2 separate regions of the Mus musculus genome follow, and region 1 is linked to region 2. A link is a loop called in an ENCODE intact Hi-C map of the cell type or tissue named here. Cell type or tissue: left cerebral cortex. All regions are shown on one strand. Links, peaks and the distances in the headings refer to the core of each region. The heading gives the core; the rest is flanking DNA.

Region 1 (9,078 bases), core at 3,428-5,927, 79 kb before region 2:
TTCTCCTAAAGAGGCTTCCTGGAGTTGCCCAAGGGGTGAGCAAGGTAGGCTTACTGTTCTCTTTCTTGAGTTGTTGATACTAGAAGGAGCTTCAAACAACCAGGCAAAGGCTCCTGATCCAACAGCCTGGGGACCAGATGGGACACCAAACAGACAATGGGAGCATGGACAAGTCCTTTGACCCAGCCTGGAGGACAGACCATAGAGCAGATGCCTCCTGCCAATTACTGAACTGCCAGTCAAACCAGACTCAAAGGCATGAAGTAGACTAGCCAGGCTGGCTGAGGGGAAGGAAAAAACAAAAGAAAAAACAGGTAGAAGGAACATCAAGAGTCCAAAAGCTGCTGAGAACTGGGCTTGTCTGAAAAATTGATGCCGAGACAAGACTCCTTTGACCTGGCTGGATTAGTCATCTTTCTGGAATGATGTTGCTTCCTGTTGGAACTGGCCTTGGAGACCCCCTAACACCTGCTTTCCACCTCTTGGCTGTGGACTGGGGCTGGCAGCTTTTCCTCTTCTAGGTGACTCTTATTTATAGAGCTTAGCCCCTCACAGGTGAAAAGCCAGGCTTGGCGACAGTGAATTTCATGCACCCTTACAATGATGGCTCCCGAGAGTGAGGTCTATTGTGAGCCAAGGACATGGTAAGCTGGGCTCTTCCCCATCTGGGCTGAGAGACTCCTTTACTGAAGTTACCCCCCCCCCAAACCCCGTCTATTGTTTTCTGTCTGACCAAGGGTGGAGGGTAGGATAATGAACCCTGAGAGCTCTGTCCAAATAGGGTTGCAAGATTCCTGAGCTGAGAGCCATCTGGTAGATGGGCTTGGCTCGAGCTAGGAGGGGTGGAGACAAGAAGGGCTGGAGGAGGCTGGAGGGCTTGGGACTGGATGAGAGAGAGGGTAAGGAGGCAGCCTTTCTGACAAGTCCCTCTGTTCAGGCAGATGTGGGGAAGAGGGGTGGGGAGGATGGAAGCTCAGTTTCTAATTAAGCCCAATCTCATTGTCTTCTTGCTCCCCATTAGTGCCCCACAGGATCCCCAAGGCATTTTAAGCTGCCACCCTGCTGAGGCTGGGATGGCCGCCAGGACCTGCCAAGCTTGATTCGCTTAGGCCCGTGAGGGGCCAAAAGCCAACTCCTCTTGGGCAGTCTCCTCAGAAACCCAGCAGGAGTTCCCTGTCTTCCAGGTCCACCTCTAGAGCTCTGAGTGGAATCCAAGCTATCTCCCATGAGCCCTTATCCCCAGCAAGAGCCCTGATCCTGAAGACCTAGGCTAGAAAGCAGGGTGTGATAAAGCTTGGTTAGCAGCCCCCAGACTCCAGCAATAAGCCATCCGAAGCCCGCACCAACCAGAGCACCACCCCAAAGCAGCAATTTGCATTTTAGGTTAAGTCAGTACTAGGTTAACCCTTGCAGCAGTAGGAATCCTGGAAGCCAAATCCTTCCTCTTTTTTTCCTCCCACAGTTTCTGGCAGAATAAGCAACTGAGGCTTGCTTTTTCTGCCCCCGCCCCCATCTTCCTTTCTACCACACTCACAAGAGAGCTTAGAGAGATGGAGCCCTGAGTCCAAGGTCATATAACTATGGAGGCAGCTTCTATACCTGACGACCTAATCTCATCCCAGTGTTGGATGCTTTTACCTTTACAGTCTCCCCAGGCCACATTCACACATGCAGAGTTTAATTAACTTTATTGATATTCAGAAATTAAGAGAATGACTAAAGGTAATTGCTCATTAAAAATCATTAAACTGACACAACAGGCCTAGGCAGACACAGCTCCTGTTAAACTGTCTTCTCCCCCACTGTGGCAAGACTTCCCTGGCACTTCCCATGGGTTGGGAGGATGCCCCATAGTATGTCATGTCTGTCGTACCTGGAACAGATTACATCTAAGCGACTGCAAAAGAACTAGGGGCTTGAGCCTGTAGGGTGGAGCACTATCCATCTATCTCTTTGGTTTTCAGAGCCTCTTCCTTCCCTGGCCACTGAAGGTTGGAAGTTTAGACTGTGGCTGACTGTGTCCCTCTTGTAAGCAGAGCTCTGAGGTCTCCCGGGCTGCCAGGCTGCAGCGATGCATCCTCTGGCTAAAAGACTTGCAGCCAAAGGCCTTTACTCTGCAAATCTCTCCTTTAATAAACTCTTCAGGAATCTCAGATAGCCAAGTGAACTACCTCCAAAATGAGAGGGCTCAGAACCCTAATGATGAACCTTCCATCTATGTTAAATAGGTGGGGCCTCCTGGTCACCCAGATCTGGGTCCAGGCTCTCTCACATGCCAGGTTAGCCACTGCTTCCAAATCCTCTCTTTCTACCTATAAAACACATAGTAAGGCAACCCCACTACACGGGAGAAGCCAATGAACCACAGGACACTGGCTGGGGACACAGACTTCTGGCGAGAGTGGGTAAATTCCTCCCAACGCGAACCTCAACACCTCCAATCTGGGCTGGACTCTCGGCCATACCAGCTTTCTTCTTGGAGACCTATGGTCTCTCTCCAGCTCTGCAAGGAGCTGGCTGGCAGAGACTACACCTCCACACTGGTGGCTTAACTGATGAATTGTCACCCAACACTCAGAGCTCCTGAACTGCAGACATCCTGAGACCTGAGGAATCCAGATCACACACTCAGATAAGAACTTCCATTGCTAGGAAACAGACACAGACTGTTCCAGGAAAGGAGCTAGGATGTGGCCATACCCCACTCAGGTCCCGAATGCAGAGAGATATCCTTAGATTTCTGGCCCAGAAGATGGGTTTCTCTTCATCCCTTCTTATCCCTGGAGTGGGCTTCTTTTTCCTCCCAGCAAGGTGAACATATAATTCCAAGTTTTCCTAGTCTTAGGAGGAGCCAGTGTGGGCAGCCAGGTGGGCTGGGCAAAGATGTGGTCTACTTGTGGGTAGAGCTAGAGATTCAAAGATGTTCTCCCTCTCCATCCCCCGGGACGGGAAAAGAGCGGCTTGGTACTAGCCCAGCCCCGAGCAGCCCTGGTCTGGCTGTTCTGACCTCCAAACTCTCCGGCCTTCGAGGATGGAGCCCGAAGGTTACAAATCTCCCTCCCTCCCTCCTTGACAGCAGACGCTAGGAACCATAACCATATGGCGAGGGACTTTGAGTCCCAAGTCAAAAGTGCAGTTTCGCGGACCCCAGCAGGCGATTAGTAAAAGCGGAGAATGACCTAAGCATTTGAAGACTCCCGAGACCACTTGCTTCAGACCCTTCCTGCTTCCCATTCATCTTTCCTCCAAACTCCCTTGGTGCTAACTCCGAGGCCAAGCGTTTCTTGACCGAGATCAATGAAGTTAGGACTTGACTCGGCGTCCGGGGCTGGGACAAACGGTGAGTTCCGCTAACTAGTCTGCGGCTCCGAGGTCGATAGAACCCGGCAGGAAGGCAGAGCCGAAGAGAAGCAGCGCTCCGTGCATGTGCGTGTGTGCATGTGTGTGTCTGTGTGCAAGAAAAGAATTTCAGGGAGGGCAGCCAGTCCCAGGACCTCAGTTGCTGCAACCCAGAGAAGAGCGAGGGGCTGGGCAGTGGGCTCTCAGGGTCCCCGGATATGTTTCCCCAGAATTGTGTTCTAGGTTCCAATCCTGACTTGACAGCGTCAAGGCAGAGGTAGGTGAGAGATGTCCCAGTCCCGGGTCCGGCCACCACCCGACCCAGTTCCTCTGCAGTGAGGATACGAGGGACCCAGAATAAGCGGCAAAGTCGAGCGAAGTTTGGAGACCAGCGGGGTAGGCAGAACGGCGGGCTGGTAGCTGGGCTGTCCGGACTCTGCACCCGCGACCTGCCGCCCCCCCCGCAACGCGCCCGGGCGCCCCTAGACGCCTGGAGTGGAGCGAGGGAGCGCGCGGGAGAGCGCGTGTGTGCGGGGAGGGGGTGGCGTGATGAATTGCAGCAGAGAAATCCCATTAGATCCGGGGAGATGATTAAAGGCGAGGTCTCGGCCGGGCGCGAATGGCGGGAGCCGCGGCGGCTTCCCGCCCGTAGAGCCCGCGCCCCGCCCGGCTGGGTCGGCGCCGGGGACAGCGCAGCCGGCGGGACGTGGTGCTTGGGAGGAACAACAGGACGCACGGAGCAAGGCGCCGGGATGGTCTTGCTTTCCTACCCCTGGGAGTCCGCGCCCGCCCCCGTCCTGTGGCCGGACGCCCGGGTCCCTTACCGTGAGCCAGGAGCGCCAGCAGCGAGGGCAGGAGCAGCAGGGCTGCTGGGCGCATGGTGCTGCTTGCGGCCGCGCCCCGGGTCGGGGCCGCGGTAGGGGAACTGGGGACTGGGAGAGGCGTGGGCGCGGGGGGCAGAGCCGGTCCCGGGGAGAGCAGCGGGGCCGCCGCCGCCGCCGCCAGCGCCTGACAGAATCAGCACCACGGCCAGCGCCTGGCGTCGGCGCCCGGGATCGCCGCGCGGGGCTGGGGGCGGGGGCGCAGGAGGAGCGGCTTACCGTAAAGTCTCAAGCAAAGGCGCAGAAGACCCAGCGGCAAGAGAACAGGCTTTCGAGCCCTGGGGAAAGGACTGCCCTGCTAATGTGGCACACAGCCCCCGCCTTCCCGAGCTGCCCACGCCCAGCCAAGCTTGCCACCCTCTCCCGGGTTTGTAGCTTACCAAGGTGTCAGGTTCTAATCGGATTCTCCATTAAAGAGAACACCCCCTCCTCACCTCTCTCTCCACCCCACCTTGGTACCTGACAGCTACAAGGGTGATCTGGAAAGATGCACATCAGTGAGGCAGCTGGTGAGGCCCGCCTGCCCTTGTGGCAGCTCCATCCTGGGCCGATAATGAAGACGGCTTTTGAACGTACAAAGGACAATAAATTATTACTTTGCGCTCAATAAATGCCAGGGCTCCAGGCAGCTGCATCAGCAGCAAACTGTGCTCACAGAAAAGCTTAATTATCCTGATATTATAGTTAAAAGCCAGTGGCACTTGTGTCCTGGGGAGACATTCTCCACTTGGTAGGGGGCAACCTGGGTCAAGCTGTGGGGTGCTGAAGGCAGCACCCTGGGTCCCCATGTAGCCATGGGGTTCCAGACCTTGCTTCCTCTATTTCCTCTGTAGAACAAGAATAGCCACAGGAACACAGATCTTTTATGCCAATACCAGCTTCGGTCTTGGAACTGACGAAGAAAATGGGATAAGCATGAATATCAGGGGTCTTTATGACTGTTTTAGTTTTAAATTTTCATTTTTTTTTTTACCAGGACCTGGCACATGATTCCATACTTGATAGATAGGGAGGGGCTCTACCACTGAGCTACACCTTCAACCCACCAGGTGTAGCTGATTGTTTCAGATGGAGGAAAACTTGAAGAAGGGGCAGTAACCCCAGAGTAGTTGGAATAGTCAATAGCACAGAAAAATAAGATCCCATGACTTTGTGACCTGAGGAACCCCAGTAAGCCATGGGCCAATAACAGGCTAGCCATAGCTGTGCAGAACTAGAGGCTATTATTCAGACCCAAGGGACATGGTTAGGCTTGTTACTGAATTTCAGTGGACTCAACAGGACACAACCACGTGGCTGATGTTAATATCTGTAGAGGAAGAAGGAGGCCCTCAAAGGGCAGCTTAATGTTGAGTTCTTTCCATGTGAACGTGGGTCAAACCCCAACAATTTGTCCACAGCACTTCCCCCATCTCATCCTGGAAGCAAGTGACTTCTGCCCTAAGTTTCATTCCTAGGAGAGTCTTTCGGTCCTTACAGTCTTCCAGCTTTGCTCCTTTGATGCTCTGTAGATCCTTTTGTGGGCTCTGGGGAGCCATCTTGCTTGCTGTAAAGAATCCCAGGCAGCAGGTGGCATGTGGAGTTATCTGGGGAAGATGCTGGGTGAGGATTTTGGACAGTTGTCTGGTGAATTGGAAGAGAAAGGAGAGTAGCAGAAGGGATGGCAGGTAGGGGAGCCTTTGAAGAAAAGATCAGAAATGTGGAGAAGCCAGGAGAGAGGGACGGAGGAAAGGGAAAACAAGACCTGCCCACAGAATGGGAGAACAGGCGCAGAAGTGCCTGACTGAAGTCTGGAAACGGGTGAGTGCCATGAGGCTCTTCCTTTCTCACAGGCATTCCTGACATTTCTCACATCCCTGGGTCCTTCAGGACTACACAGCTCTGGGAAAAGGGGGTTGAGCCACAATGCAGGATGAACCTGATCTATCAGGATAGTTCCTCCTGACTTAAAGGCTTCTGGAGGTCTCACCCGACTATCTTGGCAGTAGGGCTCTGGATGAGCTGGGGACTACCTATAAGAAGAAAGGTAAGGAAATTTTCTGGGAACCTGCAACATGGCCTTCCTGACTGCCTGGGATACAAGAGGGAGTCCATTGCAGACTACAATCCCAGGATACAACACTCTCTCCTGAACCCAGGGAATGGATCTGCACTGCATGACTAGAGTAATAATACGGTTTGCTGTCATTCTTTACTGAAGATCTGGTAAACATGGCTTCTGTGGAATGGGTTCCCAGCAAGCTTGAGGCAGAGCCTGGACCAATCTAGGGAGCAGTAGAGGTTTTGGTAAACATCCTTTCTCATGCCTTTCAAAGGGCCCATTCTTCCTAGACATCGGCATTGCCCATAATGGAGGGCAATAAAATGTCCACGGGGACAGTCATCTATATCAAGGCTTACAGTTTGAGAGTTTACTCTATTCATACACACAATTTGAAAAGTAACACTGGCCAGTGAGATAGCTCAGTGGGTAAAAGGCACTTGCTATCAAGCCTGGTAACTGGAGTTCTATGCCCTACGTCACATTAGGGGAGAATCAACTCCTGTAAGCTATTCTCTGGTTTTTGGACACACACACACACACACACACACACACACACACACACACCAGCCTGTGGTGACCTGCACAGCCCCCTTTACTGTGTCTACCCAGCTCTTTACTCTCAGAAGATCCTGATTTCCCTGTCTAATTTTTCACTACAGGTAGTTGCACGGCCTATGTGCCCTCTACTCAAACCTAGCCCAGGGACCAGTACATTCTAAATGCTCAATGAATATTGTAAATAAGTGAGGATCCCCAAAGCCTAAGGCAGGTCACAGATGCCATACGAAAGCTGAGTAAGAGGAAGATGGGGGGGTGAGGGGGACTTTGCTTTAAGTCAGTGAGGGCTTCAAACCATGCCAAATCTGCTTGTGTTTCAGCGAATGAAGGAGGGCAGGGTGGGGGTGTGGTTTATGTAACCAACATCATCGTGGAAACTGCCAGGGAGCTGTGGTCAGTAAGGAGATTGGTTCCACAAAGCAGAGCTTCCCACCCCATCAACCCCGTAGAAAAGAGTGAGTAACGCTGGAGTCATCTGTGGCTAGGCTGTAGGAGGTTCTTTGGTCATCTGAGTGGCAGGTTGTCCTTGGTGGTTACCTTGAAGGGGTTACTTCATTAAGAAGGTATACAAAGCAGAACACATCAGTCTGGCATCATTTGGATGAGTTTCAGGCATTGAGGGAAGAATTGTACTTCACTACTAACCCCGGAGGAAGGCTACTACAGACTGAGGTTGAAAGCCGGAGAGGGGGTTACTAGTCATCTCTGAGATGAGAGTGGATCTCTAATCCACATCCCTCAGGAAGCCGGCCTCGATTTCCCAATTCTTTTTTTTTTAAGTAATTTTTTAAAAGATTTATTTATTTATTTATTTATTTATTTATTTATTTATTTATTTATATGTAAGTACACTGTAGTTGTCTTCAGACATCCCAGAAGAGGGCATCCGATCTCATTATGGATGGTTGTGAGCCATCATGTGGTTGCTGAGATTTGAACTCAGGACCTTCAGAAGAGCAGTCAGTGCTCTTAACTGCTGAGCCATCTCTCCAACCCCCCACTTTCCCAATTCTAAACAACTCATCAACTCATGGGATCACAGGCCTATCGGTGACTTATTTTGAAGTCAGCTGGGATGACACTTGCTTTCTGAGCAAGAAGAGGAGGGAAAAGAAAACCCCAAACCAAGAAAGCCCAGATCTACTCTTCTGCAAGACAGTTTTCAAATCAGAGCATCCAAAGGGGTTTTGGGTTTTAGGGGAGCAGAGGAAAGGGCTGTCACTTCATCCCAGAGATGGTAGGGGCACAGCCACCATCATCTTTGAGCAAGTCTCCAGACTCAGTGGCTTCTGGTATGGCCATGAATATCAGGCCTGATATCCTTGGCTACCCAAAGTCAGTCACCTGAGGGTTCTGGCTCTGAGCATTAGCTCCCACTCCAGGAATGGGACCAGATCTGTGGCAAGAGCCTAGGGTGCACTGAGACAGCAGCAGAAAGCGGTTTGATGTGAACTACTTTCCATCCTCCAAACCCGGGCCTCCAGCCTGCCCACCACCTCCAGCGGAGGCCTTTGATCCTCTACAGCTCCATAAATGTTTAATGCCACTGGCTGGGCAGAAATGAGGCAGGTGCTGAAACACGCAGACTGGAGATAGGACTTGAGATCCATCCCGTTGGCAAAATCATTTGCACTTAGGAGCCCTGGGACGGGTGGGAGGAGCCCCTCCCCCGCCACGTGGAGGCAGAAGTCTCCGGGTTCAAGTTTGTGGTACTAATTAATGAAGCTCTTTGAAAACCATGATAGGGCTGAGACAAAAATGAAGAATCAGTTGTAGAAGCCCAACTCTCTCCCCACACCCTCGCCGCCAGCTCCCCACCTTTCCACCCCACCCCTATCCCCCTACCCGGTTTGATTGAAGGAGAAAGATAGAAAGTTAAATGACAATCAAATGCAAATACAGCTCAACAAACACCACAGCAATTACCAGGCTCAGGAAACACATGGCTTTTGCAGGCAGCAGGGGTTGGCAATTTGGAAGCAGGGGCCTGTGCAGAGGTGATGGGCATGGGGCTATTTTAATGGACAGTTAAATAGATGCAAAAACCTTGCATCTAGTTTGCATACGTGCTGATGAGTGGGGAAAGGAGACCCAGGGAGGTTATGCTACCTTCACAGCTGCCTGTGGCTTGTTTTAGATGGGAAGGGGCCCTGCCTGAGTGCTTGGGAGGCAAAGCCAATTTGAGTGCCTGGCCAGTGTCTTTGGTCCTACGCACAAGCTGGTACTGAAGTATGAGGATTGAAGTGGAAGCGAGCC
Region 2 (9,078 bases), core at 4,211-6,710:
AGAGGAATCCACAGTTCTAGGGACCATGAGAGAGCCACGCACATGGGGAAGGGGAACAAAGAGGCATATTTTATGAGCTTCCGTCAAATACAGAATTATAACAGAGGCGAGGCCTGCCGATGCCCCGGGTAAACAGGAGTTTAGCAGGCAGCCCCCAAACCACTAATGCAAGCTCTGTGCCCATTCGAGCCTGGCAGATTTACTGTGGTGCATGGGTCCCATGGAACGCCAATACTACCTGATTTATACACCCGTGCAAAAAACCTCCCTCTGTAGCTTCAGAGCCTGTAATTTATCACTGCCGTTCATAACCATATTGATTGGCTTTAGAAAGGAGGTGCTGTATGCATCGCAAAATCTATGTCTACATGTTAAAAGTGTTTCTGTATAAATCTCCCTTAATACTGCACTGTTTACTGCTTTCATTAAGGTTATGGCAATAACAACTGTATCTCTAAGTAAATCGAAACATTATTTTTCTGCCCGCCTTAGCATGCTCGCTCGATAACTTGGAGCTGCTGAGGACAGAGCCTCTCTGCTAACAGTGGAACCTGCTTAGAATTGCATGTTCTCATGCACCTGCTTTGAGTGCATGCTGGTGTGTGTGTGGGGGGGGAGGGGGTCTGTGTGCCTGACTATGCTTTAGAATATGATATTCAATGCACATTTTATCAGCCCTCAGAGTTCCTTCTGCCCAAGAATGGCAGGATGGAACACACTAGGGACAGATTGAGGCCCAGAATATGAATTTCATTCCTGACATTCAGAGTCGTCAGTGGTCTGAGAAGCTAGCATGCCTACCCTCACCTTCTGTTTAGTTGTAAGAATCCAGACAATGTTCAAGTTCTCTTCCTTAAATAATCAGGCCCGTAAACAAACTCCAGGGGCAGGCAGGCTCAGGGGGCAGTTGAAATTTTAAATGGTCGGAATTAAACCTCGCGTCAAATACAATTTATGTCCGGGCTCATGTGCTATTAGTTAACTGGGAGCCGAATCACGGGGGAACAAACAAACGGAGACAGAACGGCAGGGGATATTAATTGTGTGTGACAACCGGGCTCCAGCGGCCCTCTATCACTGTTACACACTATTACATTTATCATTAGCTCTCCCGGAGTCCTTTGCACGGCCGCCAGCCCATCCTGGCCAGGGGAGGAGGCCTGCCAGGCAGGAAATTCAGTGCCATGCTGAAAAAACAACTTCCAAAAGCAACCCTGTCGAACCTGACAGAGGATCAGCAAATCTGCCTGAAGGCCTGCATATCTACACCACTTTCCAGCTCCCCCACCAGGAAGAGGGAACAGAGAAGGGCAGATGTCCTGGGTCTCCCACCACCTGACAGGCATACCAACACAGATGTGTGTTCCCTACCACCTCTGCCTGAGGTACCCCCAGGGAGCAAGTAAACACAACCCCGCTGTCTCCTCTCCCTGCCAGGGCAGAGCTTAGCTGCCTGAATGCTTTCTCCAAAGGAGCAGCTGTGAGATGCCCCTCATCTGCCTGAGGAAGATAACAGACCTTAAACACAAAACATACCCGTCCCTTTCGGGCAGCTTGGGTTCCAAGAGCCCAAGGGTGTAGACTGATGTAGCCTGACTGCTCGACCTCCAGAGAGACAGGCCAGGGTGGTTGGCACACTTGGATCCCAGAGAGGAGAAGCTGGGACTTAGGCAATAAAGCCCCATCCTGGCTACTCGGGCTATGAGGATCAGTCTAGCTTTCTAGGAACACACTTCACTGCCAGCCAGTCCTTCCACCCCAGCCTAAGGACAGTCAGCAGTGTTAGCATGAGAGAGTGTGAGGAGGCTGTGTCTGCATGCAGCATGCGGCAGGGGCCCCTGGCAGGAAGCCCTGTGTTAGGGATGGTTAGACACCCATGGGGAGAGGCAAAGAGCACATGGCTCTGGTCCTCACAGTTTATTCTTTTTTTTCTGATATTTTGTCACCATGTCCTGCAAACTGGAAACAGAAAGAAAATGGTGGGCAAAGGGGCCACAAGAAGCCGACGGGGACATCCAGGGACATCCTGAGGAGTATCCCCATCCAAGGCTCCCTTTCTTCAGTGAATGGCATCTCTGGCTGGCTGAGATCAGGTACAAGGGAGCAACAGAATCCTCAGAACCAGGCCTCATTCACTGCCAGCACTCATCCCAAAGGAGCAAGGTTCCTGGGCTGCCTGCTCTGCCCTGCCCTGCCCTGCCCCACCCCACCCCACCCCACCCTGGGCATGGGAAGGGACCTGACCCTGAGGCAGGAAGTGGGGAGCCTCTGGGATCTACCTAAGTCCCAGCCCCACTGCCACACTGCCGGCCCTCTGGATTTGTGGCTTTCTGTTCAGCCTAGGACTACAAATCTCTCTCGTTCTCCAAAACCATTCCCTGGGTGGGTTTTATGCGAGAAAATCTCTAGCACAAGTAACAAAGCACCACAGCCCTTAAATCTCTGCTCTCCCTAGAGTAGGGCAGGCGCCAACGGAAATGCAGCTAAACGGGGAGATAACTCACGGGGAACAGGCAACACCAGAGCCTGGGCTATGGGGGGCCTGGGAAGGAGAGCACAGGAGGAAAGGATGGTGGACACCCCCACCCGACCCCCCAACCATCTTTCCCACCTGGGTCTAGCACTGGGAAGATGATATGGTAGCTTGGTTGTGGGGTGTAAGGGGTTGCATGTCGCTTGGGGCCTGATTCTGCTGCTTGAGAGGGCCTGGGCCCTGCCGGAAATGCCACAGACTCCACCTCTTACCTGTTGATGAGGTCCTCGTTCTCGTCACTTTCCATCTCATCCTCAATGGCAGCTTGCAAGTCCCCAATGCGTTTGAACGCCAGCTTTAGGTCGGCTTGCAGGCTTTGGTTAGCAGCTTCCAGGCTCTCCAGGTCCATCTCCTAGGAGGGGGGTCTAGTGTACAGGAGGACCACAATGTCCCCTAGCATCTCCGAAGGAGCCTGCAGCAAGTCACTCCCTGGCAGGCAGGAGCCACTCTGGTGCTCCTCTAAGCCTCCAAAGGCTTCTCTATTCAAGGGCTACTGGGTTGGCTGGCGGGGCTTGGCTTCACCTTGTGCGGTCACCCTGACTTGCCTGTCAGGACTGAACTGTCCCCTACCGGAACCCATGGTGAGGTAAGCATATACTTAACAGGACTTGGGGACTGAAGTGACCCCACCCAGCCCAGGGTGGGGTGGGTGTGTTCTTGGCAGGCCTCCAGCTTGGGACCTATGAAGAGCAGGACATTACCAGTTCATGCTTCTTGCGGCTAGCCTCGGCTTCCTTCCTGGCAAGCTCGCTCATCTCCTCCTTGGTGTCACGAAGCTGTCGCTGGAGCCTCTTGTTCTGCTCCTTCTCACGGTTCTCAGCTGCGGCGCGCTGGTCCCGTTCCTCAGTCAGCTTCTCCATGGTTTCTTTGAGCCGACTGGCCAGGTTCTGGGTGAGCAGGTTGAGAGGAAAGACCGGCAGGTAGGATGTCAGCCAGAGAGAGGCACTGTGGGCAGGGTCTGGACCAGGAAGTCTGGCCAAGCCCCAACTCAGCTATGGCTAAGGGATGCTAGAGGTTTACTTACGTTTAACCCACCTCCACCCCTGTCTGTTCTGTCTTCCTGTGTGTGTGTGTAGGTTCTACATGAATGTAGAACAGAAGCCAGTCTAGGGCTGGGAGATGGCTCAGCGGTTAAGAGCACTGACTGCTCTCCCAGAGGTCCTGAGTTCAAATCCCAGCAACCACATGGTGGCTCACAACCATCTGTAATGAGATCTGATACCCTCTTTTGGTGTGTCTGAAGACAGCTATATATATATATATATATATATATATATATATATATATATATACATACACACACACACACACACATATATAAAATCTTTTTTTAAAAGTCAACCTGTATTATTCCTTAGGTAGTATCCATCTTGTCCTTTGAGATATGGTCTCTCATTAAGACCTAGAGCTCACCAATTAGGCTGTCTGTCTGTCTGCCCACCTAGCCCTGGTAATCCTCCTGTCTTTACTCCTCATTTCTGGGATTATAAGGAAGTACCACTGCATCTGGCTTTTTACATAAGTGCTGAGCAAACTCAGGTCTCCTTCCATGTAGGGTTAGCCAACTGATCTGACTCCCTCTGAGCTTTGCTGTCCTTCCAGGGGGGAGATGACACCTGCATCTCTGCAGGGGTCTTTGGAAGAGGTAATCTGGAAGAGGAAAGGCGGGGGTGACTGTTACTGCAGAGACTCTGGCAGCTCTACACAGAGGCTGGCCTGTCATGTGAATGTTCTCATGGTCATCTGGGCTTTTTCAGAGACATTGAACCCAGAAGCTCCCAGAGCTACAGCCAGTGTTCAGAGGTAACTGGTTCTGCTGAGAGTGTTTGATTAAAAGACCCAGGCAGAGCTCTCTCTCTCTCTCAGCCTCGTGAATCTGTCTACTTCAGAAACACGAATGTGTTCTCCTTGGCAGCGGTAGGATGCTAGGCAGGAAATGATTTGGAGCAGAGGTTAGAGTGTGAGGGAGAACCAAGTCAGTGTCATTCCAATGACTATCTACCCCAGCCTGGCTCTGCAAAGTGACAGCCTGGGCTACAGGGTCACTCGGGGGGCATCTGTATTTATCTCTCAGGAGTCCAAACCACAATATTGCCCTTTTGAGTAGAAGGAACTCTGAGAGATAAGTGAGGTGACAGATGCAGGAGGCAGAGCCTTCATCCACCACCAATGGCTTCTTCTGGTCCCCAGCAGCTGCACAAACCCTATTCTGTATGTGCTGTGGGGCCTGAAATGTCACCACCTGTCCTGGGGTCCTGGGGGTAGTAAAGAAGGCATAACGCTCCCTCTAGTTCTCTCTGGCTTCCCATGTCCAGGTGGGTGATGCCCTTGGCTGCCCACCTGTTTCCACCCCCTCCTACTGCCTGCTCTGCTGACAGAGAGGGTGCTGGGGGAGGGGCAACAGAGAAGCTCTCCATCCACCGCACTGAACACGCTCTCAGGCAGGCCTGATGGTGCTTGGACAGATGTCCGTAAGCTCAGAAGAAGAGCTTCAAGACAAGGCTACAGGTGAACCCTCGGGGACACAGTCCTGATGCCGCTCTCTTTCACACAGGGAGGGCTGGAGCATGCTGGTTATAGGAGAGCAGAAGAGGAAGGGGCTGGGGTAGAGTATGAAGTAGCCACTGTGGGGGGCAGAGGAATCAAGCATGGAAAGAGGCCAACCAAAAGTGGGGTGTTAAGGAGAATACGGGGTGGGGGGTGAGGAGGGAAATGAAGTCATTGGAAGAGAATAAGAGAGACCTAGGACAGTGATGGAGGAAAAGAAAGAAGAAAAGCAGAGCTGGAAAGGGAGGCAAGAAGTGAGGGAAAGGGGGGGGTGTAAAAAGGAAGGGGGGAGATGAGCGAGCCATGAGATGCAGAGCAGACTTCAGCCCTCAGAGCAGTGGTGCCATCCGCTGCATATTTATGACCCTACCAGAGAGTGAGTGAGGGGGACAGGAGGGGGAGCTCGTGGCAGAGGGAAATATGAAGACGAAAAGCTAAGCCGCTCGGGTCCCTTGGCAGAAAGCAGGCACGGATACAGAATATAAAATAGGCAGGCTCTGCGGGGCCCAGAGAGCAGACCAGGCAGGCGGGAAGGGAGCTCCCACCCTGTCAGCTGGCCCGGCAGCTTGGCAGAGGACTCAGGAGTGTCCCTGGCTTGCTCAGCCCTTCGGAGCATGCGTGGGTCCAGCCACTAGGGCAGCTCTGCTTGGCTTGCACATGAAGCCGAACCCACCTCCAGGCGCTTCACTTGGGTCTTTTCGAACTCCAGGCGTGTCTCCAGCTCCCTGATCTTCGCTTCCTGCCTGCTGACGAGGGACTTGTCCACCATGGACTGCTCCAGGAACTCCACCTGGCTCTGCAGAGCTTGTAGCTAGGGGTGGAAGGAGTGAGAGGAGAAAGGACTGAGTCCAGAGTAAGTCCGGAACGGGGAGGGGCAGCGCCAAGTCTGGGACAGGCAACATCACCATGGTGACTAGAAGACCCAAGGCAGGGAGAGATACACGGTGGAGGGTGAGGGGAGCCCCGCCCAGCGGAGCCATGCCCCGCCTGCCCCTGCATTTGGCACTGTTACTGCCCTTCTGAAAGGAAGAAGGATGTTAGGGAGCAGAGAGGGGACAGAAATGTGAAGCAAGGCAGCTGAAGCCAACACATGTACCATGGAGATATGGCTGCAAGCCTAGCTCTTCCTGCCAGCTCACACTGCTCTGTGGCTTACTGGTGGTAGAGAGAAACACCCTCCATACCGGGAGAGCAAGGCTTCTGCCCAGTGATTCCTGAGCTCTCCCTTCCGGGGAAACCCAGGGTACCTACCTTCTCCTGTAGCTCTTGCTTCTCCTTGTTGGACTCTTCAATCTGAGCCTGGAGATCGTTCATCTGTGCCATGTCCCGGGAGGCCTGGAAAAGGAGAGCAAGAGTGAGAAAGGTCCCCTCGAGTCAAACATTCAACCTCTCCCCAGCATGGGCCAGGGCACCTAGACTAAGTCTCTCCAAAGACGTATCTAGAGCCAGGGGTGGGGGCAGAGGCAGAAGCAGGTGGATCTGAGTTCAAGACCTGCCTGAACTACATAGTCTACAAGGTCTACATGGGGAGCTCTAGGCCAGCCAGGGTTACAGATATCAAAAAAAGGAAAAGGAAGAAGAGGAGGAAGAGGGGGAGGAGGAAGAAGAGGAAGAAGAGAGGAGGAGGAGGAAGAAGAGGAGGAAGAAGAGGAGGAGGAGGAGGAGGAGGAAGAGGAAGAAGAAGAGAGGAGGAAGAGGAGAGGAGGAGGAGGAAGAGGAGGAGGAAGAGGAAAAGGAGGAGGAAGAGGAGAAGGAGGAAGAAGAGGAGGAGGAGGAAGAGGAGGAGGAGGAAGAAGAGGAAGAAGAGAGGAGGAAGAGGAGAGGAGGAGGAGGAAGAAGAGGAGAGGAGGAAGAGGAAGAGGAAGAAGAGGAGAGGAAGAGGAGGAGGAGGAGGAAGAGGAGAGGAGGAAGAGGAGGAGGAGGACGAGGAGGAGGAAGAGGAAGAGGAGGAGGAAGAGGAAGAATAGGAGAGGAAGAGGAGGAGGAGGAGGAGGAGGAATCTAGCCAGGGATTTGTGAGGTGGTTCAGGCCCCGAGGATGTTCACTCTGTTGTCATTCCTGTCAGGGTACCTGGGCCACAGCTGCCTTGTGCTTCTTCATCAGCTCATTCATGTCCTCCTGATCCTCTTCCAGCCGGTTTTGAATCTCGTTTTTCTCACGCTGAAGTCGACTCAGTTGCTCCTCCAGCTGGTTGGGGCAAGGGTAGATCAGAGGGCATCAGGCCTGTGTCTGCAGGCCCTGGGGCAGCAAGTCCAAACCTGTCCCACCCATCCCGCCTCTCCTTGGTGGGGAGATCGTGTTGGAGTGGGTTCCAGAACCAGAGAAGCTACCTGGTGGGTTCTGGGCAGTGAGATGAGGGACAGAGCTGTTTGTATGGGACAGGAGGACCCTGGGGCTTCTGGGAGCTAATTGTTAGCTGCTTTCTGGCAATTCTTTCAAGGCTAATGAGAAGGTAGAAATTCTGCCTATTACAAATGACCCATCGTCCAGTTATATCAGCCTGACTGGCATGTACTCTGCCCACATCAGCCCATAGGGAAGGACCTGTCAAGTTGGTGACACCCCCTGACTTAGATTTTGTTCTCCCTGGGGATGGTCCACTCTTGGGTCATCCGGCTCTCCCAGCCTGGGGGTGGGGGTGGGGAAAAGACGGGCACCAGCAGCTTCAGGAAATGAACGAATCTATTAGCCTGTAATTCCAAACCAAAATGACTGCGTTGGCTCCTTCTCTGCCCTATCCATCTTGTTACTGGGCTGTGGGGAGCTGGGGAAGCCTCCGCCAAGAAATTTATTAACTCAGATTTAAATAAAATGGTAATTTTATAACAGCCTTTTTTAACAAAATTAAGGAATCTGAATTATTCACCTGGAAACTGCTGAGGAGCACAAATGTCACAAGATAAATCAAACCTGTGAGATTGGCATCTCTCAGCAGCAGGATGGGTAGCTAAGGGGCTGTGTGTGAAGCCAACAGCTAAGCTTACCCTCCTCCCCTGGCCCACTCCTGGCCCGAGATGGTACGGGTGGCCACATCCCAGGAGTGAAAACTCAGCCCTATGGATGGATGGGCCGTGGGAGAGGTGGGGAATTAAAAGGGAGGCATTAAATAAAAGCTCTAATTAGCTGCTCTTGGGCTTGTCAGTGGGCTGGGCAGGGGGAGGGGAAGGAAGCCCAGCATCCCAGCCTCTTATCGGAGCTTCTGCTAATCTCTAGGCACCTGTTTACATCCCTCAGCCACATTAGCTGCCTTTATTTATGATTCCAGGGCCTGCGGCCAAGCTCCCAGAGGCAGGTGGTTAAACGGGGAGATGTGCGCCCTGGCTGGCTCCCTCTTCTGCCAGCTCTCCCTCCTCTTAAGACTCTGCTTTGAGTTGGGAGAAAGCAGAGGACTCAGGTGGGAGAGGAGGGTGCTACCCTGCAGAAATCCCTGGCAGGGAAAGGCCGGTGTCGGGTGAAGACAGTCATGGTTCAACTCTCCCTCTGCACCCGGGCCCTCCCCTGTGTACTCTGACCCTCACCGCTGTCTTGGCTTTGGCGATGTCATCAATCTGCAGGTGCAGGTCTTCCATCTCCACCTCCATCGCTTTCCGTGCCTTTACAGCTGCTGCACAGGTGAATTCCGACTCTTCCAGCTGGACACAAGCCACCCCCACCCAGGGGAGAAACATCAGCCATGCTCTGGGGCACAAGGGCTGTGCAGGGCACTGGCTCACAAGAGAGGAGAGGCTCAGACACTCTCCCTGCCCTCCTCCACCTCTCCCTGTACTCCTCAGCTTCTCCCTGCCCTCCTCCACCTCTCCCTGCCCTCCTCTGCCTCCTCCTCCTCATCCTTGCTCCTCTAATTTCTTCTTGAATGTCAGTCTAAGAGCCACAGCTGTGCTGTGGTGCATACACTGTTCTTTCCTCCAGGAGGCACGAGGCCCCTCCACACCACCCTAGGGCCTGGCAGCCATGCTGTAGGGCATATACAGACCCTAGGGAACCTGACTGCTTGGAGT

Evidence for each region. Peaks named below come from ENCODE experiments on the same cell type or tissue, not always from the same donor. Only the 100,000 strongest peaks of a DNase experiment are listed, where the experiment ranks them.
Region 1: it touches region 2 in a loop (2.2-fold over the local background); 1 of 42 quality-filtered maps calls a loop at or near these places.

Annotation. Positions count from the first base shown.
Region 1 is chr11:77,926,200-77,935,277 of GRCm38, reverse strand. Sez6 (seizure related gene 6) reads right to left here and starts at 4,439. Exons shown (of 17, transcript NM_021286.4): 1 at 4,164-4,439. The coding sequence starts at 4,218. Gm11190 (predicted gene 11190) reads left to right here and starts at 5,990. Exons shown (of 3, transcript NR_033549.1): 1 at 5,990-6,020. In left cerebral cortex, for the core only: CTCF peaks have their summits at 4,383 and 5,794; a DNase peak (open chromatin) is centred at 4,426; H3K4me3 peaks cover 1,406 bases; H3K27ac peaks cover 1,156 bases.
Region 2 is chr11:77,847,559-77,856,636 of GRCm38, reverse strand. It overlaps Myo18a (myosin XVIIIA), which reads right to left. Exons shown (of 41, transcript NM_001291213.1): 34 at 8,599-8,712; 35 at 7,151-7,267; 36 at 6,332-6,415; 37 at 5,754-5,891; 38 at 3,235-3,420; 39 at 2,746-2,885. Among named protein-coding and RNA genes, the nearest start is that of Gm36875, 11 kb to the right of the region's middle. In left cerebral cortex, for the core only: a CTCF peak has its summit at 5,723; DNase peaks (open chromatin) are centred at 5,640, 5,958 and 6,126; H3K27ac peaks cover 2,313 bases.